Linked DNA regions of Homo sapiens: all the other regions are linked to region 2. Evidence: chromatin loops called from intact Hi-C (ENCODE). Cell type or tissue: ascending aorta. All regions are shown on one strand.

Evidence for each region. Hi-C counts contacts between places; a loop is a spot of excess contacts. Peaks named below come from ENCODE experiments on the same cell type or tissue, not always from the same donor. Only the 100,000 strongest peaks of a DNase experiment are listed, where the experiment ranks them.
Region 1: it touches region 2 in a loop (3-fold over the local background); 1 of 110 quality-filtered maps calls a loop at or near these places.
Region 3: it touches region 2 in a loop (2.5-fold over the local background); 1 of 110 quality-filtered maps calls a loop at or near these places.

The regions. Positions count from the first base shown.
Region 1 is chr2:106,992,518-107,000,517 of GRCh38, reverse strand. No RefSeq gene overlaps it. Among named protein-coding and RNA genes, the nearest start is that of ST6GAL2, 110 kb to the right of the region's middle. In ascending aorta, no CTCF peak of the experiment used is centred here; a DNase peak (open chromatin) is centred at 4,947; H3K4me3 peaks cover 1,515 bases; H3K27ac peaks cover 1,758 bases.
Region 2 is chr2:107,408,387-107,416,386 of GRCh38, reverse strand. All of the region lies in intron 3 of LINC01885 (long intergenic non-protein coding RNA 1885), which reads left to right. Among named protein-coding and RNA genes, the nearest start is that of LINC01789, 47 kb to the right of the region's middle. In ascending aorta, no CTCF peak of the experiment used is centred here; DNase peaks (open chromatin) are centred at 3,026 and 3,696; H3K4me3 peaks cover 441 bases; H3K27ac peaks cover 3,986 bases.
Region 3 is chr2:106,796,045-106,804,044 of GRCh38, reverse strand. ST6GAL2 (ST6 beta-galactoside alpha-2,6-sialyltransferase 2) reads left to right here. Exons shown (of 6, transcript NM_001142351.2): 6 at 1-2,445. Among named protein-coding and RNA genes, the nearest start is that of ST6GAL2, 86 kb to the left of the region's middle. In ascending aorta, no CTCF peak of the experiment used is centred here; a DNase peak (open chromatin) is centred at 4,664; H3K27ac peaks cover 1,972 bases.

The DNA of each region.
Region 1 (8,000 bases), 420 kb after region 2:
CCTCCATTGGACTCACGACAGGGGTGAACATTTACTCCGACCGCCATACTCAACCCCTTGTGGGAGGGAGCACATGAATGAGGGAGTGCAGGACCCAGCCAACCACTCTGGGCACCAGCAGGAGCAAGCTCTGTGCGGGGCCCACGGCCAGACCAGGTATGAGTGAGTGAGTGTGGGATCTGGCCACCACTCTGAGTGCAAGCTCCACACAGGCCTGCAGCAGTGACCAGATGGGGGTGCCTGTGACCCCGAATCCTCAGTGGGAGTGTTACATTGCTGTTTTAGCCTCCACCATCTGTAGACGGCTGTTTGTTTATGGCTTAATTGGCCCAATGCCTCTTCACATAGGGTGGCTGCCCTCCACCAGCCAGGGCAAAGGGCTGGTGTGACAGCCTTTTAGGGTGTCCGCAGTCGGTGGGTCCTGAGCTCTTGTCCAGCATCCAAGAAGAATGAGATTGTGCAGATATTTGAAGGATGGTGAAAGCAGAGAATTTTATTGAGTGATGGAAATGGCTGTCAGTGGAAAGGGGAGGTGAAGAGGGGACAGGAAGGGCAAGTGGTCTTCCCAGAAGTCAGGTCATCTTCTCCCCGAAGTCCAGCTGTCTCTTCCCTGACATCGAGCCGTCTCTCTTCTCCAAAGTCTGGCCAACTCTCTCCCCTACCAACTGAGTCTGGGGTCTTTATAGGCATAGGATGGGGGTGGGGCAGGCTGTAGTTAGTTTTGGAAACGGCAACATTCGATTGATAAAAAGACATTATTCGGAAAGAACCAATCGGGAGAGAGCATGCAAACAGGAATAGAAGTTCTCACTTCTGGCTGCAGGTTTCAGACTACTTTGGCTTGAAGGTGGGGTTTCGCTGTGGACCTGCCCCTGTCTGCCTAAAATCTCCCTGCCTCCTGTCTCTATCACCAGGTGTTAACAGTCTAGGAACAGCTTAGCAAGGCCCTCCGATCAGGGTCTTGTAAGGCTACAATCAAGGTGACAGCTAGAGCTGAGGTCTCATCTGATGTTTAGGGTTTGCTCCCAAAGGCATTGTTCGTCAAATTTGTTTCTCACTTCCACAGAATGCATATCAGCTTCAAGGCCAGGAGGAGAGACAGTATTTTAAAGAACCTGATTAGGACAGGTCTACTCAGGATCATCTCTCTTTTAATTAACTCAGAATCAATTGATTGGGGACCTTAATCACATCTGCAGAATCCTGTCACTTTTGCCATATAAGTAATCTAATCGAAGGAGGGACACCTGTGATATTCAGCGGCTGCCCCCATACTCAGGGGAGGGGAAAATACTGGAGGTACACACTGTTGGAGGTTGGAGAGTGGGGATCTTGGGAGCCATGGAGGACTTGACTCTACCATGGAGTTCAACACTTCCTAAAGGCTTTGAGCTCTTTAGCTGTGAGTAAGTAAAGACAGCACTGGTAACAGACAGGGACAAGTTCTATCTTCAGATAGGATGAGTGGTTCTAAATGCTACCTGTACTAGAATCATCCGGGAGCTTTCAAAAATGCTGAGCTAAACCCAAAGACCAGAGACAGTGATATGTTGGTCTGTGATGCTGCCTGGCACTCTAAGACTCCTCAGATGAGTATGCTGTGCAGCCAGGGTTGACAATCTAGCCTTGTAGGAAACATGTTTTCTCCCACTCAGTCCTAATGAAGGAGGCCATTCCAGAAAAAGGAGGGTGGTAACACAGTAGTGGCAGGTTTTGGACTTTACAGTTTGGCAAATGCAGAACAAGTTGCATCGTACAAAACTGTATCTCAGATGATCCTGAGAAAGGGAATCGGTTGGGGCAGATAATTCTTCTCACCACTTTTTTTTTTTTAAGATAAAAAGATGTAAATCTGAGACTTACTCCAGATCACATAGCTGCTAAGGAAAATAGCAAAACTAGGATTCCCCTCTCCATATTTACTGGTTGTCTAACTTTGGACAAATTGCTGAATTCCTCTGCTCCTCACTTTCCTCATCTATAAAAGAAGGGAACTTTAGTGCCCAGCTCAGAGCATCGTTGAGAAGATTAAGAGAGTTGCTTTGTGGAAACAAATGGCTTGAGCCCCAGGCTGAGGGGTCCAGTAACAAGTCCCTGGTGCTCAGAGTTAGAGTAGGACAAAAACTTTGTGACAGTACAGAAGAGCTTGGCCATCCTTGGAGTCTGGATTAGAATTTGTATACAATTGGATTAGATTTCACTGGGAATGGATTAAAAACTAAGGGGGGAAGGGTGCACTGTCTATTTGATATTCTTGATTGGGATTGGCTCTAGGCAAAGGCAGAGTTGAATTTGCTTCAGTATCCAGCTGCCACACGTGTCCTTTTGTCACATCTGAAGTGCTTTTTTATCATCCTCCACCCCGACTCAGACTAGCACCTCACTGATGCTCCTTCTGCCCTCCACCTCCCGAGAATCCATACTCTAAACAATTCCACCCTGGTCCTCACCCTTTCTCACAACTGAATCTAGGTATCATTTGTATAATTACTGTCCCCACACTGCAATATCTAGATCCCTTCCATTTTCAGACTCTAACTCTGCATTCTTAACTACGGACTTGCAGTATGCAGTCCTGCAGCCCATGAGCATCTCAAACTCCACAGCTAAATCTGTCCCCTTCTCAGCAAATGTGCTTTCACCCTCCTCAAGGCCAAATCTGGCACCTGGGGCCAACTTAGAATCCTCCGCTTCCTCACCCAGGTGGCCGAGCTCAGTGGGGTCCTTCCACATATGTGCCCATCTCCTCTGGCCCGTGGACAGTGCTTCAGGTGTTCAGTGATTTCAACAGCCTTCTCCATCTCGAGTCTTACCATCTTCTCTCCAACTGCTTCCTGCACAGCAGGCACAGTCACCCTTGTAAAACATTCCACAAAAGGGGCGATGTCACCTCCCTCTTTAAAAGACCTCATCACCTCTCTGCAGAGTTCCAAAGCTCTCCTCCCTCCCACAGCTTTCCATGGTGCAGTCCCCACAGTGGAAAGCTGTCCTTCCCAGGTCCCCACACCTACCATGAGACCAGTACCATCACAGCTCTGATCTCCCTCTGTTCCTGAGTCCCATCTCCCCTGCTAAACTGTGAGCTCTGTGAAGGCGAGAGTGGCTTGGCAGGTACAATGCCTATGTACAGTATGACTCAGTGAATATTTGTTTTGTTTATTGACGCTACAGTGCAACAAAACCTAGCTTCCCGGGGTATCTGTATTTCAAGCCATAAGCTTTTGAGGTAATGGAATATATTAACTTCTCAGCTCCAAGCTGGATTAATTCCCCTCCTCTGTTCTTCAGTGAGGCACCCATATGTATAGGCCACTTTTAAGACATTGTCTCAATCACGAAAAAATTCTTCAGGGTCAGTATTGTGGTGACCCTTTAACACATGGCAAAAGTATGGACTTTAAGAGAGTCTCAGTCTCTTCCTCTTAGAGCATAGGAAGAACCCAAACTAAAAATGCCCTATAGACTATGGACATCAGAGCAGGGTGATGGCTCTCCTCTGTTTAGAACCACAGAAGAGGAAAACAAGGCCAGCAGGCTGGCTCCCTTGATGTGGCCAAAGGAAGGACCTTCCAGTGGCAAGACAGGTCTCAGAAGCCCAGATTGGGGGCAGAGGAGTGCATGTTGGGGAACACCTGATCCAAGGAGAAGGCAGTGCTATCCATAAAGCTGCTTCATCTTGGTTATGTTTTCCTTCCATTAAAATAAGTAAAAATTTCATCTTAAGCATTTTTCAAAATTCCTTGAGCCAAATCTAGATTCTTTTTGAGGCTTGGGGGAGGCAAGGGAAATGCAGCCTGGTTGAATAATAATTAATGGCGCCCAGAACCACGGCTGTGCACACTGATGTTTTGCAGGAGCAGGTGACTGTGTTTCTGCCGTCTGGCTGAATCTCATCATCATGAGTGCTTTCGGATATAGAGCATGTTTCCAAAAATAAGTGCCCTATATTTCTCAGGGCTGGTAACTGTGCCAACAGCTGCAGCAGAACTAGGCAGGCACTGAAGAGGTTAAGCCAGCCAGCAGCATCTCATCAGTGGCCCAAATAGCTTAATAGCTCCATTTTCTGTGTGTTTCCAGTTCTCACCTACTTCCTGAGCAATTCATCAGGAGTGGAGGGGCATGTGCAGGATCGCCATGTAACGTGAATCCTGATTCCACGTTTGCCTTTTGTGGTCGGCTTTACAAAGTGGAAATGCTTCCAGTCGGTTTTATGACCTGCAGCCACCTGCCGGAGGAAGCTTCTGACAACCAGGCTTTCAAAAAGGCAGGATTGGTTTGTTTGTTTGTCCTGTGGGATCCTCCTCTCTCCTATTAATCTCCAATCAGCTAATGGCATCAAAAGATCGCCCTGGGTAGGAAGCAATGTGATAAAGGACAGGTGAAGGAAGTCAAGGAGAGAAATGATGTGGAAGGCTGGAGGGGAGGCTCCCACCCACAGACACAGGGGCCACAGTCGGCCCTGGACACACAGAACACCTTTAAGAAGGCATAAGAACTGGAAACCTGAAATTACTTTCTTCTGACATTGTCTCTTTCTGGATCTGCTCAGCTGGAAAGCCCAATGCAGAGCGATTTGTCTTTGTTCTGACTTCTGTTGTATTCCATGTAAAGCCATCACCCCAGGAGACTCGAATTTCCTGTGGATGTTGATGTGCCCATATCTGCAGTGACAAATCAGCGAGTAACTTATTTTTAGAGATCTTGTGTTCACCCTGCCAGAAATACCTTTTTTTCAAAAGGGGAAAATAAATTACAAACACGCTTTAGTCATCTCTCTCAGCCGTACAGTGTGAAAAATGTGTGATTTATGACCCTGTTTTCTCACAGCCTATTATATTTCCCTAAGCCTTTCCCCAAGGACTGCTAGGGTTTCCATTAGCCTACATGGCCATTTCAACACACATCACATTGAATACAGTTCCCAGGAAACTCGGCGTTTCTTGGATGGGAGTTGAAGTGTTGCAGGGAGCTCGGGAGGGGTGTGAGAGCCTGAAGCTGCCACAGTGGCCTTCCAGGCACCCAGAACAGCCCTGTACCACTGACTCCTTGACCAGTGCTCTCCTTCTCCTGCCGGGGGACAAGCCCTGCATTGTCTTGGTTCTTAAAAGAACTAGAGGTTAGCTGTGGTGGTTATATGGTGGAGGAATTAACTTGAGACAGGTTGGTTCCAGAAATCTTCAGCAGAGCCCCTTAAGTTAATAAAAATAAATGTGTGTGAGCTCTTTCAGGTTCTATGGTATTTTTAGAGCCTGGAATCCTGTCTGGCTCATAGTAACGTGGCTCATAGTTGCCTATGGTATCAACATGGGTATCATGGATATTCATTGATCGCCTATTAGTGCCCTTCATCACAAACTCTGTGGAAAGTACAGCTACACACTGTCCTTCACTGATTCTATTTTTTATTCATTCAATTAATATTTATCAAGCATCCTTTTCTGTACCAGCTATGGTTAGTCACAGGATCTTCGCTGATGGATGAGACCTAGTCCCCAGGTTGCTCACAATGTTGAGGGAGATACAGATGTAAATAAACATGAATCATGTGCTGAGTCTTGAACGATATTACGCAGAAAATGTTGCAGGGGTAGCTTGGTAGAGAATGACTAACTTGGAGCTAGAGGATTCTACAAACAGTACGATACTTGAATTGGACCAGAGGATAATATATTAGTCAGGGTTCTGCGGAGAAACAGAACCAATTGAATGTGTGTATGTGCATATGTGTGTGCACTGAGAGAGAAAGAGAGCGATGTATTGTAAGGAACTGGCTTACTCTATCATGGGGACGGGCAAGTCCAAAATCTGCAGGGTAGGCTGGAGACTCAGGGAAAACCATCAGTTCCTGTCCAAATGCAGTGTTCTGGCAGAAATCCTTCTTGCTCAGGAGACCTCAGTCTAAGACCTTCAACTTAAGACCTTCAACTAATTGGTTGAGGCCCACTACTTCAGGGAGGGTCATCTGCTGTACTCAAAGTCTACTAATTTAAGTGGTAATCCTCCCCACTGCTCCCATAATCACCTTCACAGAAACATCTAGAATACTGTTTGACCAACTATCTAGGTACTATGATCCAACAAAGCTGACATACAAGTTCAACCATCACAGATAGAGGCAAGACTTGGAAGGTCAGGAAAAGGAAAGACAGACTTTTAAGTTTTTTCACCGCCCTTCCTGGTCTTCAAGATGAACACCACATTCCTTAGCAAGCTAGTCAAGGCCAATCACGGAAGGCCCCTTGGCAGTGTCTTCCAGCCACACATTTGCCACTTCTCCATGTTAGATTCATACACCAGCCAGAGCCAACTACTTGTAGCTGCTGAAGGGGCTCTGTGCACTTGTAGCAGCGGGGGGCACCCTCTTCCCTGGCCCAGCCCACCGCCAGCCTGGACAACTCCCAGAACCCTGTACCCTGGGAAGCCTCCTCTGCTCCCCAGCTGAGTCAAAACCTTAAATTGCAAACCTTAAATTCTACAGTGAGGCATTTCAACTTTATCTCTGGTCAGAGGGAGTCATTAAAGTTTTTTAAGCAGGTCAGATTTTTAACTCAGATCTGGTCTGACTTTCTAAAAAATCACCATGGCAACAGACAAAGATGGATTCGAGGAGGAAGAGGCCACAGGCAGGAGCCAGGTGGTAAGGTAATGAACTCAGGATGGATTCAGGGAGATAAAACATGTATAATCAGGTAGAAAAAATATCAAAGCCAATGTGAAGATCATAAATTTATACCCTCAGAGTTCATGTGAGAGAAAAGAAAATAAGCATTTATGGAAACCCTGCTATGTACCAGAAACTCACACATACCACCTAATTTTATGCTCATAATAGCTCTTTTTAATAGTATAATTACCCATTTTCAAACCCGCAGAAAATAAATTCAGAGCAAAATTACCCTAAGTCCCAAACTAGATTCAATTCAGGTTTCATGAAGTCTGAAGTATTTTTTACAATTTTTGGCACTTCTTGGAGTACAAAATCATAAATATAAAAGTAGATATGAAACTGCACATATACTTAAAATGAGAAAAAAACTACCACTTCATTTTTTTATTTTTATAGATTCAAAGATACAAATGCAGTTTTGTTATATGCACATATTGCCTACTGGTGAAGTCTGTGCTTTCAGGGTACCCATCACCGGAACAGCAAACATTGTACCCAATAGGTAAGTTTTTCAATCCTCAAGCCTCATCCAGCCTCCCTGCTTTTTGAGTCTCTAATGTCTATTATTCCTCTCTGAAATTACAACTTTTAAAAGCAAACCAATAGATCCTAAAACCCAGTAAAATAACATGTTTTCATGAGTTAACTATCAACTTTTGTAATACATTTCCCCAAAATGTTTACGTGTATATTCCTTGATCTTTTCTATCACCATGGTTTTATAATATTTTCTATGAAAAGAATAGAAATATAATTCTACATATTTTTCTCAGCTTATACTTGATGAGGTGAGTTACCCCAGGGAACATTCCTTGAAGTCAATCCCATACTGGGCTAGCAATATATAAAAGCATATAAATAAAAATAAAAAGCAATATATAAAAGCACATAAACATACCCCTCTAAAACTAAATTAAATACATTCCTCACTCAACTTCTTTTAGCTACATCCCAAAATTGATCAGAAAAGAAAGAAAGTTTCTTTTACCTTCACAACTCTATTTTGTAATGTCATGTAAGTTTTTACGATTATTGTCAAATTTGGGAAGATTTTCATCAAGTTTCTTTTTAATATGATCTGCAAGATTTCAGAGCTTTTCAAGTCTTACTCAGTGACTCATCTTAGATTCTCTTTGAATTGTAAATGGTTGGTGCTTCTGGCTCCACTCAGATATGTTCCATGCCAGGCACCATAGGATTTTTTTGCCACAGGACGTCTAGCCCCAAATCCCTTTGTTACTATACCTGGTGAGATGAGTTAGCCCAGGGAACATTCCTCAAAGTCAATCCTATACTGGGCTAGCAATAGCTGACCAATATACAAAACCACATA
Region 2 (8,000 bases):
GGCTGTGCACGTCCAAACGAGATGCCATACTTAGGCCTAAGGTGGGAGCAGCAAGAGTGGAAAGAAAGGGGTGTGTCAGAGAAACACTGTACAGAAATGCACAATGGATTGAATTTGAAAAATTAAAGGGAGGAATTCGAGACTCCTATCCAAAGGCCAGGAGGAAGGAGGTGATGTGAAGAAAAGTTGGAAACTTTGGAGAATGTGTTTGAAAGGTGGAGAAACAGCTTTTACTTTCATTTTTGGCAAGTTGTAGCTCCCCTCATCATTTCTGCAGCCGGTTGAGAGACAGGGCTCTCCTGTGAAGGTTAGGTGGACTTTTGGTCCAGGAGAGACTAGTCACAGCTCCAGGGTTCTGCAGGCCATAGCATCAGCACTACCCCAGGCCACACAGCTGGCTGTGATGATTGATGTAGGAGTCCCCTGTGAGTCTAGCAGTCCAGAGAGAAAACCAGGCAGATGGGGTATTCGTTGTGGCACCACTCATGAAATTCTGCCTCAGTGGGAATGGAGTTCCTCAACCTTCACTATGCATTGCATTCAAATTTGGAACTTTTTGTTTTTTTCTTTGAAATGGAGTCTTGCTCTGTCATCCAGGCTGGAGTGCAGTGGCACAATCTTGGCTCACTGCAACCTCCGTCTCCCAGGTTCCAGCGATTCTCCTGCCTCAGCCTCCTGAGTAGCTGGGATTACAGGTGTGTGCCACCATGCCCAGCTAATTTTTGTAGCCTCATGCCCAGAGATTCTGATTCAGTTAGTCCAACGTGAGGTCTACAAATGAGATTTTTTAAAATAAGTGTCCCATAGAGTCATGAGGATCGATTGTGAAGAGGTTTTCATAGAACTATTGAGCCATGAACTGAAAAGAGATAAACGGACACCATCTCTAGGCCAGGACTTAGGGACAGATGAAGACAGAGAGCGCCTCATGACTTTTCTATCACTGCATCCTACTCATGTTTCCTGCTTAACACTTTGCACAATTTATAATTAAGTATTTATCTTTTTATTCATTGTCTGCCTCTCCCATTAAACTGTTACCTACATGAGATCTGGGATCTTGGTTTTTTATTAACCACACTAGGTTTAATTAGCCTAGTGACCACTGGCCACCTGGCACATAGATGATATAAATATTTAATGATGGATGAATGGACAAATCCAATTAATTACCTAGCTATGAAGAGGTAGCTCTGCATAAGAACATTATTCTAGGAGGTAATAAAATTCCCTTACAACCCCAGGCGCTGAAGTGAATAGCTGTAGATTGCATTTATAAGATGGACCATCTGCCCAGAATAGAAAGAATTTGTCATGCATTGATCTCAGCCAATCAGCCTCAAAATGTATTCAGGTGCATAATACCTTGATGCCATGTTGATCATTAGCATAAAGCAACTTATTCCTTTTTATGTTCTAAGAAGACAGTTTTCTTGCAAAAAAAAAATGTAGCTCCATGTAATATGTATCTCTTCATCTTAACATTTTTAGTACACATTTTTAAGAAATCACATTTAAAGGAAAAAAGGATTGTCTGTCAATTTATTTCATAATTACTGCTGGAAGGCAGATTCAGAGAGAAAGAAGACACTGAGAGCTTTTAAATAATGGTAAATGGAAAGCTTAAAACGGAAAAGTGTTTATCTGTTTTCTTTTCATTGAAAAATTTGAGAAAACAAATCACTTTTGAATTTAACTTGGTGCAGCTTGTTGAACAGGGTTGTTCCTCCTTAGGATGATGGAGGGAGACCTACTGATTCACCTCTGTGAGCTCATTGTCGTTAGCCACATCCTGCGGGACTCTCAAGAGAGGTACTTTACAGGCAGAGATCCAGTGTGGGACAAGTCCATTTGCCCTTCCTGTTTGGATCTGATGCTGGTTAACAGGCCTAGCTACACCACAAGGGGATAGGAAATGTAAGTCTTGTCTAGATGAACACTGAAAGAAAGTCCTCTGGATGAAGCTGGAATTAGAGTCCCTAACTTTAGTTTTAACCGAGTTACTCTTTATTCTTTCTGCTCTGTAGACTCCATGGCCTTAAATTTTTAACGAGTTTCATGTATGTGAGATTATCAACTATAGATCTGTCAAAATACACTCTTAATACCTTTGCATTTCAGTTGTTTCTGTTAAAAAAGTAACGCGTGGATAAGTTATAAATACTGCTAAGCTTACTGACTTCGATGTTCATTTTCAACTAAATGAGTCATGATCTCCAAAGGTATTGGGATGTCACTGGGCATCTTTTTTGACTTTTTTGTTTTGTTTGGAAAACCAACAAGAAGTAATTTTTGAGTTCTAGAACAATGTTTCTCAAGCTACATATGCTGAAATGACAGTATTTAAATTTTCTTTTCACTTATATAAAATATATAAAAATGAAATTTCTGGAAAAAATTAAAAATATAATAAAACATCATTTATTTAGTAGATTCAACAGATGGAAAAATTACTCTCAGTTATTTAAATGGCTGTAAAAGTTTCTTAGGCTCATTTTTTTGCTTATCTTGTCTCAGAATGGTGACAGTTTGTACACCAGCACCAGGCCATAGGCCACACTTTGAGCTGCACTGTGCTAAAACACCTTCTAGAATCAAGTGAAAACACTCTTGTGGAAGCATGCTTGTGTTTAAAAAGAATTAATTTGTGGCATTCTTTAGCTGTTACAGAGAAACCTGTTTTCACATTTTCTTCTTTATCTGGTGGTTTTTACATCATAATCCCAGATTTAGCTCTACAAATTGCTAATCAAGAGCAATGATCTGGAGAGTTCACTGTCTGCCAACAAAGATGTAACACTCATGGCAGAAAATGTTGTAAATTTTTTCAGATAGCTTTTTAGAAATTCCTAATTCATTTTCCTTCTACTATTTCAGTGGAGCAGAACATCAAATATTCTTAAGTAAAATAAAGAGTCAGAACATTTTGTTTGATCCAGATTTATTTTACCATACTTGCAAAAAATGATCCCAGTCATTTTTCATTAAGTGTGTTGGCTTGGGGGCAGGGCACTGTTGCTTGTCCAATTAAGAAAGATTTAGCCTTTATGGCTTTATAGGTCTGCATAGCCAATGTCAAGAGGCAGATTTTGAAATAGGCTGCGACATTACTCATGGTCTAAAATACCAAGCCAAATAATTCAAACAAATTTCTTTTTTGACTGAGTAATATTTAGTCAGTCCTGGGGTTTAAAAATAGTTCAAATTTTGACATTATTATGTTAGCTGTTTAGCCCCTTTCCAAACAAGAATGAGTCAGGGACCACATTCATACAGTTGACAAAGATTCCTGGTGAATATATCAAAGAAGATTATATTGAACACTGCCACATCAGTTGGTAAAGTGAAAATGAACCCGTCTCTTTCTCCTAGTATTGCTACCAAATCCATGTAAGTGACAGATGCAGTTACCTCTGATACCCTTAATGGTAGTTACTAAATTTTCTGTATCAACTATGATGATAACACAAAATTTCTCATTGCTACTCACAGTTGAGTACAGTGTTTAGCAGGGAAAAGAAATAGTCGTACACACACACAGATTCTTAAAAATATAACAAATAATACTGCCTGACATTAAGCTTCTCAGAATGTTTTTCTTTCTTTCCCAACTCTCACTGAGAGACTTCTGAGCTGAATGTTAGCTCAGGGTCTAAAACTGAACATCTTTACTATGACACAGAAGACAATGTTCTCGGCTGCAGCTTGCCAGGTTCTCACGTTCCATAATGATGACTGAAAGCACTCTTTGACACAAGAACTTACCAAATATGACTTTGAACATTTAAGTGGGTCATGACCCTAACTTTTAATTTTTCTTACAACCATGAAGATTGAATTTCTGAAAATCCCTTTTCTTAAAATTTCTCTTTCTGAAGCTTATAAGATACTTTTATTTTTTAATAAAAATTACACATATTTCTTTTATGATGATAATACTGCATGTGAACTCTGGAGGCATGAATCACTTATCCTAACACTGTGCTAAATTTTTCCATTTCTCTAATTCCTATTATTCATAGATCTCAGAACTGTTGAATTACTTGAATTTCTCTTTTCCCTGCTCCCTTTCACATTTGGATAAGTTTGGTTAACAATGGCGGCTGATTTTCTACGTTTATATATTGGCAAGTTCAGCTGGAGTTTGATGATGCGAAATTACTTTTTCTCTCTATTTATCAGGGCAAGGAATCTGGTTTGTGCAATCACCACTCATTACCTTATTTTGTCCATGACTTCATCCAGACACTTTTCACAGAACACTATAGCTTTTCTTAGACAAAACTACCCCTGCATCCAGAGGTTTCCAACAGTTATTCTGGTCTGTCAGCTTACAGTGTGTAGGCTATTACTTTACAGTGTATCGAGAGACATTGTTTCAGCTGTATGCTATGTAAGCAGAGCCTCAAGCATAATTAGATTCCTGAAATCCTTTTTTTCAACCTACAAATGTACAGGTTAAGGAAGCATGAGCCCAAGACTGCCCAAAACTCTCAAATGACTCAAAAATACCTATCAGAAACATTTTGCTGATATATTATGTGAACGTATACCTTACCATCCAAACTAGAACACTGCTGTGAATAAAAGGAGCCACTATTATTGAATTAAGACAAGTGTAAACAAGAGCCATCCTGCATGAGCCAGGACATATGGTCAGCCTACAGATCTATGGTATAAAAGAAGCCACAAGATTTATCTACATTGAGATGTATCTACATCATTTACCTTTTATTTATCTACATTATTTATCCTTTATAGCTTTCTAAATCCCATCTTTTGCAGTATTTAAGTAGCCAAATTGCTGCTTTGAAGTCAAAATATAAAGACTACTGAAGATTTCCCTGTTCTAACCGCTGCTAGGTTTACTTAGTACAGCTCCCACTATGCACACGTCATCTATAGTTTGCTAGCCTTATTCTTAGCTTGGCACAGTGTCATTGCCCTGTGTTATGCTGCATACCTTTCCCCTATAATTACCAACTTGGTTTTTTCAAACATCTTGACATCTATTAATATTTTACCTGAGTTAGCCCTTAGCAGAGAGTTCTCAAAAGTAAAAGAAATGCCAAAAAAAAAAAAAAAAAGAAAAAGGTAAAAGAGAAAGAGTGAAAGAAAGAAAAAGGAAACATACAGGGAGAAGAAAGAATGAATGGAGGAAAAGAAAGAGGGAAAGATGGGAGGAGCGAGGGGAGGGAAGAGGGAAGAAAGGAAGAGGAAAGGTATAACTGTGTTTATACAAACATCCACTGTGAGGAGCCCTCTGGAATGATGGCCTCCTGCATAATGTTTTCTGTCAGCAGAACATAATTAAAATAATTCAGAGATAAAATGTTCTTTTTCATAAAGAAAGTACCTCTTTGGAAGGCATTTGAGAAGTTATCTTTTTTTTTAAGAAGACATCATTAATCATTGTAACATTTTCTGTACTAACAAGATTTTAAACTGGAAGTTTTCACCACAAACACTGAATCCAAAGGAAGGTCATCAAAAGACAAGGGCTATAGAACACAAGAGGAAATTGGCAGAGGTTCAATTAAAGAGGACATTGGGTCCTGTGGAAGGATGTAGGGACTCACCCACAGGTAAGGAGCCATAGGTGGGCATATACAGAGAACCTCTTTCAAGCTATGTCTGGATTGAGACATGAAATACCACATCAGTTTGTCTTTATTTCTTGTCTCAGAGCAATGGAAACAAGGCAATTGAGGTAGGATTTAGTAAGCTAGAAAAGGCCCCTGTGTGTAAACAGTGTATATAATACATTTGATGGGAGCAATGCTTGGTTTCTCTTATGTCATATATCTCTAGGTTCAATTGTCTTTGGGTAGAAGAGATGAGGTTTCCATGAGCTAAGAGGCTGAACACCCCAGGGTATTCTGACAAAGTGGCAGAAGAAGAAAGGAATCACTAAAACCAGTTGCCTGCAGAGAAAGCAGGTAGAGAAGAAGCTGTTACATTTGATTGAAAGTTTTTACCAAAAAATAAATAATTCTAGGTAGTTTCACGTTTTCTGAAATATTGAGGTTGGTATAGGATGTTACGACACTGGATATAAATATAAGTGTGTAAATGGTAAAGTGGATCAGAAAAGTCAAAGTAAATGTGAGGACATTTTCCCTATTTTAAAATAATAATGTAACACTTTCCAACTTACTTGTTTCCCATCCTATTGCAATCCAAAAGGATTAAGGTGGGGAAGGAGCATAATTAGAAATTCTTACTGGAACTCAGGTCCTGAAGTCATAAAAGCTCTTCTTATTTTTTTCTTTTGGTCAAAATAAATAGTAATATGGTATTTTTCCCCAAGGCTATCACTATAGCAATATTTTGAGGCAAGCTAAAATTGAGAAGAAATACTTCAATTTTAAATTCTGTGTACTGCAGATAAAGGACATCAGGACATTTCTCAAACTTTAGTGAATATGATAAAACACACTGGAGGTTTGCTTTTTAAAAATGTGGATTCCTAAGTCACCTTTACAAAGATTCTGAGTCTCTAAGCCTGAGATGCAGCCAAGGCACCTGTATCATTAACTTTTATTGTTTCCGGTGATTCTTCTTCAGTCTGCATCAGGCTGACTTCCCACGCCATAATCCTTTGGCCCATCGGACCCATGGACAGCTCCCTGCAGGCCATTGGCACCCACCTCAAGCTCAAAGCTCTAGATTCTCTCTGCACAGCCTAGAGACACAGGGGGGTTAACACTGGAAAGTGACTTTTAAATAATGGAGAATGAAAACCAGTGGGTAAAGCTTCCTGCCTATAGTCCTTTGAGAAATTATTTCAATGCACATTCAACAGTTACTCAGAGGGGTTCTAGTAAGACTAAGCCCTGGGCATCCACCATAGTAACTTTTTTATATCTCTTTGTCCTTTTTCAACAATTCACTAATTCTCTCTATAGTCATGTCAAATCTGCTGTTTAAACCACCCACTGATTTTGCTTGTTTGACCAATTGTATTTTCCTTTTCTGAAAGTTCTCATTGGTTCTTTTCCAAATCTGCCTGCTTATGTTTAAAAGTATTTTATTGCTTGCTAATTGATGTGGCTCCATTCTTTTACATGGATTTCTGACATAGTATTTCTATATTATATGTCTCAACTTGCAATTATCTGAAATCCTTGAAGCCTTAAATCTGGTGCTCTTGTTTCTACTCATAAAGCAAAAAAGTTAGGAGAGATATTTGCCTTCTTTATCAGAAGTAAGTGTCACAAAGTCAACCACTTCATTTATGTTGCTTAACACTTCAGGTCTAACGATGAAAAACCCACATTTTAAACTAACTATATTAATCTAACATTTAGTAATAATTAGGTGACATTTTTATAAACTGCAAAACAAAAGAAAAAGGGCAATATCATTATTTTAAATAAGCTAATTAATTTTGTGACATCCAGTATGTATTTCCAGTCAGATGTCTCATGTTTCAATATTCTAATTCTTCGAGATAGTTTTTACAAAGTTATGTCCAGTGTCTCAAGTCTCTCCTTTGTGCCAGGGCATTGACATCTACATAGAAAGTATTCCCCTAAGTGTTGTGTTAGTACAAACGGCCAGATGGAGAGTAACAGGAAGCAATGCAGCCCAGCCATTAGATTCAGTACTAACATTGCAGGACATTTTTTGAATAAATTCAAAAATTCCCCAGGATGTGGCAATAAAAAAGGACAGGATACTGGTTAAACAAATATGGTTTTGTTAATGTAAAATATTCCCAATGCTTAGCGCTCTGGCTTTCCTAAGGGTCAAGGAAGGCATTAATTATGTGCATTCCTGAACCTAAGGGACCTGAGGGCTTCGTTTTCTGCCTCCTCCTTCTTCCATTTTGTTCCCGTAGAGCTTGGCACCATGCTGGATAAGAACAGAAGAATTATCTCCCTGGTGTTGGACAACAGAGGCTGCTAGCGTTATATCCTTTTACTATCAAATAGCCTTGCCAAAATGAGTTTGGCAACATCCTAACATGTGTCATGTGAGCTACTCCCAATCACCAT
Region 3 (8,000 bases), 610 kb after region 2:
AGTACTGACTGGGCGTTCTTCTATAAAAGTTTAAGTTCTTTGGCTTCTAAGAAAATGTTGGGCAGTTACAGTTAACTTGATGACTACTTCTAGTATTAGCCAAATGGGTCCTAAGTGGCAGCATTTTGCCAGACATTGACTAAATCCTTACATGCCACATTTACTGAATTCCAATAAACATATAGTTCTTCTGTGGAGTAGTTAACAGTAAGTGGCAGCTCACTGAATTTCTCCCAGGTTCTGTCTCTTCCAAAATCCTCCATCCTCTCTTATGAAGGGAAGCTGATAAAAAAAAATCCTCTTGGTGCAAGCTGAAGCTGTTAAGGATTCCTTTTTTCACTCTCAGGACCAACAGACGTTCTTTTGTATTTCAAGATAATTTCACCTGTTGTTGTTGTTGTTGTTGTTGTTGTTGTTGTTGTTGTTGTTGTTACAAAGAAACAAATTTTGAGCAGCAATGACAATTCAACCATATCTAGATTCTCCCTACCTTATTTCTCCAGCCAGTCACACCAGGCAGACGGGTAACCTTTAACAGACCTGGTGTTCTCATGGAATACCGATGCTCGTCCCAGGGAGCTGACCTTTCTCACTATGTCCTTATAGAGCTGCTCTTACAGAGAACTTTGTGCTCAGGACCAAGGGATGGTCAATTAAAAGTTGCATGTAAGCATCAGGCTTGGATGGGCAAGGGAGGGCTTTTATACATCTTTGAACGACCAGGTCTTTCCTTGTCTGCCTGAAGGCAGAGCTTCGAGAAACAGCACTTCCCATGTGTCTGGTCCTCTTGGTCTCTCAGCCAGACACTTAATCAATCCTGGACTCTCCAGTAGTCCTCAGTCATTGTAGCCATAGCATCTGCAAAAAAAGAAATGCTAAAATAATCATTAGCGTTTTCAAAATTAGGAAATCAAAGTAGCTGGGTCACTCTCTTACATGTGTATGAGCCAGTTAATTCTGCTGGACAGATCATACTTACGCTGCTGATTGACTCTTCTGAGCAGTAACACATCTCCTGAATTAATTAGGTAGGTCCCGTTTGGGTGCTTTAAGTGGGATCAGTCTTAGATGAGTGCCAGTATGTGATTGAATTTCATACGCACAAATGCCATGATTCAAGTTCTCTCTCCAGTTTTTCTTATAGATCAACACACAGTACATGTGGTCAGTTACTTGGTTGAATTTCTGCTTAGCTGTGGTAAGAGACAGAGAAAGGGAGTGAGGTGGGACCAGGGGAATTATCAGAAAGACATGAGTGAACCTATTGGCCAGGTAGCTTCCAAGTATGTTCTATTGTATTGTCTGTTTTGATTCTGATAGTTTAGAACTCTTTCTGATAGTTTAGAACTCTTACCCAGTGGTTACATGACTGATCAAGGCAACTCCATCTGGAAATTAATTGCTTGGGTAAAATGTCCCTGAGTTTCAACTTGTCTTTTATCTCTGGATATTCTCTTATGAGATTATTATGCATGTTTCTGTCACATGGGCATTATTTACACACTTGATAAATGAAAGGTATTTCTCTGTCCGTTCAAGGAAATAAAATGTAAGTTCTTGTTTTATTAAATGAATGAAGCCTTTTGGTTAAAAAAAAAGTAATGTAATATGTTTCTGTTCAAACTTGAGCTAATGACATTTAAGGAATTAAAGACATTGATCTAGTTCTTAGTATGAAAAGTGTACATGTAGATATAGTTATATAATTGTGTATATACATATCTACACACATGGTTGGTTTTATATTGCTTTTTCATCAATATTTTTGACTGAAACCTTTACAATAAATTTTATTTTAATTATGTAACCACTAATATTTTGAGAGAAGGAAGCAAATGTTATATGTCCTTCTGTTAAAAGAAAAAAAATTCAGTCCTCCGCCAACCGCTTCCCACACACTCATACTCTGCACATCTTGGCTACATTAAAATGGACTGACAGAATTATTTAAAAGGCACTATGAAGGTAGAACACTACCTTAATATTTTATCCTAGTCAGAAGCCTGATTTAACACTGAACTTTGAAGGGAAGCTTAGCTGTAGCTCATGGCTTTCAAAGATTAGAAGAAACATTTACTGGTTCTATGGAAAATAGTCTTCTTGCTAGGTAGATTGGAAACAAAGAAATTGCATTGGTGGTGTTAAAATCTAACATTTATAACAAATCCTGTTTTATTCTAGATGAAATACTTAGACAATTCTTCCAGTGGAAACCAGTGAACTTTTTTAACAGCTTTGGGAATTCTTTTGTATGATAATTTTTAAAATGAAATGTGTACTCTTCAAACTAATTAAAGCTTGAAGTTTTCCAGGAGTCGCATTTTAAAAGTGTTTGTACACATTTTAACACTTGGATATTTTCTATTTTGGTTTTGTATATTTTTATGTATACACAATGTACAGACTTTTTTCTTGTAAATAAAACATGTTTTCATTTGTCTAGAAGTTTCTTGTTTTAATTCGTAGAAGTTACACATACAAATGAGCAAGTGGCAAAATAACAATCCATCCCTAGGAAAACAAATGGCAAAGCTGAAATCTAATTAGAAGACTGAGTGGCGACAGAAGGAACAGCAGCAGGCCTTCAGCCATGAATATGGACGCAGCCTGGGCCTAAAACCACAGGTGGGCGGGTTTCTTTCTTCCAGGGATTAATGGCCACATGCCGGAGAATGAAAGTGGCGAAATCAAGTGGAAAAGGCATATATTTAGGCTAACAAATCTTGATGTTGACTTAATAACCCAAGATTTTGATGAATGCATGGCTTTGGGAGACTCTTCCTCAGCTTGACAGGGCATTAAGTCTTGGAAAACATAAATAAGTTATTCGAGGAAAGCCTAAAGACAGCTGAGTCACCTACAACCCACCACAATGTCAAATTGGCCTTGGTATTTTCATACTTGTGACATGAAGAGAAAATCAGTTAATTAGGCTCCTGGAAAGAAATTCTCGGTCATTTGCGCTTTCTGTTTAGAATGTGAGGAAATCCTCAAATCAAGAAAGTCTTTGGGGTTTTTGATGCGAGGACAGTGTGAGCAGGTAGGAAATTCAGAGTCATCCATCACCTCAAACAGCTGTGCTGAATCAGAGAGGACTCTCACCACCTTCATGCTGTTGTTGTGTTTCTTTCCCCACAAGATGACCACTTTCTTCCAGCTAATTAAAAGGTAGACATGGCTGCACCAGCCCTGATCGGGAAGGGCTGGAGTGGATCACTGGAAGGATATTGTTCCATGCTCTCGGAGAAGCCAGGCATGCGCATACTCCAGGGACTCTGAGGGGCACACACAGAAGACTTGGTGTCCATTAGCACTAGATGCTGCCGGGAGGATTCAGAGGAAGAGAAAGGAATTGTATAAGATACGTTGCACTCAGAGACAGCAGGAGCTAGGGGAAGGAGGTGAAGTGAACAGCAGAGAGAGAGAGAAGGCTAAAGTGAGAGGGAGTGAAAAGTAAGTCCAGGGGTCCCAGATACCATTTGCGTATCAAAATCATCAACTCAGAAACAGAACTACCTCACAACCAAAGGCATACCCAGTCAACCCCACTGAATGCGCTGAAGTGCTATGTTCAAGAGACCCTGGTGCACAAAATGTGGCAGGGAGAACGCCCTCCTGCACTAGATCTTTGCAAGCCCCTCATTGCCTAGAGCACGGGCTGGCCCACAGCCTACTTTTGTAAATAAAGTTTTATTGGAACACAGCCATGCTCATTCATTCACATGTCTATGGTTGCTTTCACCCTACAAGGGTAGAGTTGAGTAGTTGCAACAGAGACTTTGCAGCCACCATGCCTACCTGGCCTTTTACAGAAACAGTTTGCTGACTCCTGATCATGAATACAATCTGTGGAAAACTCTTTGGGCTGGTCTTGTGGTAGACGATGTACATGTAATCCTCATAAGACCACCTTCTAAAATAGGTATTATATTAGCCAAGGAAAGTTGAAGTCAGAGCAGTTAGGTGTCAGCCTGTGACACACAGCCAGGAAATGACAGAGCCAGACATGCAATCTCTGACTGGCTTCAAAGCGTTTGGTCAGGAGCATTGTGTTAGTCTTCTAATAGCAGCCTTGCCCTGGGATGCTGACCTAACACTAAAAAATTCTACAGAGGATCATTGCACTTTGAATATTGTGAGAAACTGTGCTTTCAAATTTATGGAGACTAACATTGGGCTTTTCCAGAGGCTTTTCCAGTCCTCTAAATCCCCAGAGCCCCGGAGTCTTTCTGAACTGTATGTGTCAGTCAAGTACAATTATTTTGTTATAAGAAGGCAGCCTCTGTGATTGTCACGGCCCAATATAAAGAGTGCCTCTGATGTGGTATAGAGAAAGCAGCCAGGAAGGATTGACATTCCACAAGCTCTATGCCCAGCCACTCTCCTAGCTCATTGTATCATGTTGGAGAAACAAGCAGTACTTAAGAATGAGGAACCCCGTGAGAAGCTGATCAGAAAAGTCAAAGCAAAAGAAAAATCAATGACTTTGGAAAATATGTCTTTTCTTGTTATTGCTGGCTTACCATCCCAAGGATGGGAAAAAAAGGAGATAGAAACAGCAATATGCCCTTTAGTTTTTAAAACAACGCTGGCATGAAGAGGTTAAAGGGGGTATGGGAGAGCCCAGGAGGGTGCTAGAAAACCTAGAAGAAGACATTTCAGGGACCTCAGCCACCCACGTGGGCCCAAGTAGACGGAGAGCTAGCAGTGATGGTGACTCACTGAACTCATTTTTAGGAATATTGTGCAAGAAATTGCATTCTCACACAACTTTCTTCCAAAAACTACATAGTAGGTATGTGTGAGAAACAAATATTTTTCCCTAAATTTATTTCTTACCTTAAATCCCCTTTTCAATGCAAGGTAAAAACTACCCTATTTCATCTAATCTAAGACATCACTAAGCATAAAATGCACCATTCTTTTGCACCCCAGTACAAATAAAAACGTAATCAAACTAGAACATGAGTCTCCTGTCCCACTTAGGTGTGCACTGTGAAGCACAGTAGCCATGAGCCACGTGTGAATTTGGCATAGTTGAAATGTGGCCAGTCCTGAATTGAAGTGTGAAGTGGAAAATACAGGCTGGACTTCCAAGACTTAATATGAAAAGGTGAATGTAAAATACCTCAATAACTTTGTTATATTGAGTACATGTTGAACTGATATTTTCAATATATTTCTTCAAATAAAAACATGTTACTGAGATTAATTTTGACATTCCTTTTTATATCTTTGAACATGCTTACTAGAAGATTTAAAATTGTCTGCTCACATTATATTTCCAGTAAACAATAGTAACTTCGAAGTTTGTAAAAAAAAGCACTTTAGACTTATTTAGGCATAGATTTTTCATTACATATCACCAAGGGATATAAAGGAAAGCACAATATGTGTGAAACTGACCATTTAAATTATTCTCAAAACATTTATACTTAACAGTAATTCTCTTTCGAATCACTTTTTGAATGAGTCATTAATTTCTATGATTTTTTTCCTTTTTTTCTTTTTTTTGTTTGAGTCAGAGTTTCACTCTTGTTTCCCAGGCTGGAGGGCAATGGTGCGATCTTGGCTCAGTACAACCTCCGCCTCCCGGGTTCAAGCGATTCTCCTGCCTCAGCCTGCTAAGTAGCTGGGATTACAGGCTTGTGCCACCACGCCTGGCTAATTTTGTATTTTTAGTAGAAACGGGGTTTCACCATGTTGGTCAGGCTGGTCTTGAACTCCTGACCTCAAGTGATCCACCTACCTCAGCCTCTCAAAGTGCTGGGATTACGGGTGTGAGACACTGCGCCTGGCCAATTTCTATGATTTTTTTTCTATCCCAAATTGTCTTCTGCACCATCAGAAGCAATGGCAATGCACTAGTTTTAAAGAGCACTCCACGACTGTTTCCAGGATTTTCTTCTAAGGTACTGGTACATTCTGTAATTATAACCATGAGTATGCCTGAAGATCAACAAAGCAAATTTCTGAGCTAAGAATGATAATTAATTCCTCAAGTTTATAATTTATCTTCATTCATGACTTAATAGTTTTGTCATTTGCTGGCATCATTAGCAGACAACAGTAGGGGCCAATCGCTTAAGAGAAAAATATGGACGGTATACTTTACATTGAGAAAAATTTAGCAATTATCATAGTTTTTACCCCTGCAAATGAGGAAATGATTGCTATATTAATAAAGCAAGTTGTTGTTGTAACAACTCCCAAATATAAGATTTGGGTTGTGCATCCATGATAGTTCAATAGGGTGTTTGGCCAACATTCTTCCACATGGGGAATGCGGATACAGGTTCTACACCTTGAGGCTCTTCCCCCTGCCTGAGGGCTGCAGCGCCCCCCACTGCAGCCTCTGCATGAGCCACCAGATGGGGAGAGAGCAGCAGGACCTCGTGGACACTTTCGGGCCTAGCCTGGGATGGTATGCAGGACTTCTGCACACTGTGCTGAAATCAACACATGGTAGCTATGTGACCTTGTGTATATTACCGGATTTGGAAGATGATGTTGAATAGTAAGAGCTAATATTTATTAAGCACTTCATGCTGCCCAATGTCCTGCCATATCACACCACATGAAATGATGTATTTAATCTTATAGACAAAGTACCATTGATTTTGCATTTGACAAATGAGAAAACTGAGACATGGAGAAATAACCTATGTTACAGAGCTGGTAAGGGGTAGAGCCAATCCAGGTAGCTGGCTCTGTAGCCCTTGATCCCTTTGTTGTGCTATTACTGTGTTATCGACTGTTAAAAGGAGCCTGCCACAAAGCCCTATTAGCCACCAGACATACTAAACAGCCATACTTATGGACAATACGAGACAAATAATTCGCTTTCAAAAATTAGCCTCCGTCTCCCTTCTCCAAGGAAAATAAGCCTGGAAAGTAGAAAATAACATACATGTTGAGACTGAACACCCACTATGTAGCAGATGCTGCACCAACATTACCTGATTCTCACAACATCCTTGGAAGATAGATATAATCACCCCCATTTGATATACAAGGAAATAGAGGCTCTAGGAGGCTCTCCTCCTTGATCAAGGTCACTGTGGCAGGGCAGGATATGAGCCCAGGTCCTTTTTCTCAAAGTCTGTAATCTGTTCACCCCCCACTTCTTTGCGTAAGGAACAAAGTGAATACAGGTATAAAGATGGAGGCTTGCCTGTGTCAAAAACATGGGGACATCCACCATGAATGGGATTTCCAAGAAGATTGTCTTAGACTCTAGCTCTTTTATGTCCTAACTCAGAGAAAACATCATAGAATGACTGCAACAAAGCCTTGGGGAGTTCCATGCAGCCGTTAAAGCCATGTCTAAACAAAAGTGCATGATGCGGGAACTAATATGATGTAATGTTAAGGGAAACAAGTAGGATAGAAAACTGTATCTATGTTGTAGTCTCTTTCTTATTCATATAGACACACATATTTCTTATAAATTTATACACAGATATACGTACATGTCATACCTATATACTTCTATGACTTAAAAATCTTTAAAGATGGCCAGGTGCAGTGGCTCATGCCTGTAATCCCAGCACTTTGGGAGGCCAAGACAGGCAGATCACCTGAGGTCAGGAGTTCGAGACCAGCCTGGGCGACACGGTGAAACCTGTCTCTACTAAAAATACAAAATTAGCCAGGCGTGGTGGCAGGCGCCTGTAGTCCCAGCTACTCAGGAGGCTGAGGCAGGAGAATCGCTTGAACCCAGGAGGCAGAGGTTGCAGTGAGCCGAGCTCGGGCCACTGAACTCCAGCCTGGGCGACAGAGCTAGACTCCGTCTCAAAACAAACAAACAAAAAAACAAAATCTTTAAAGATGCCAAAATAATTGTAACCATAATTATCTTTGGGCAGTGGGGAAAAAGGGTACTTTCTGTCTTGTCCTAATACCTTATATTACATATATTTTTAAAAGGACAGTAAATATAATCACAAATTTTAAAAAGCAAGTTTAAAAAATATTAGGGAAGACTTTGGGTCTAGTGA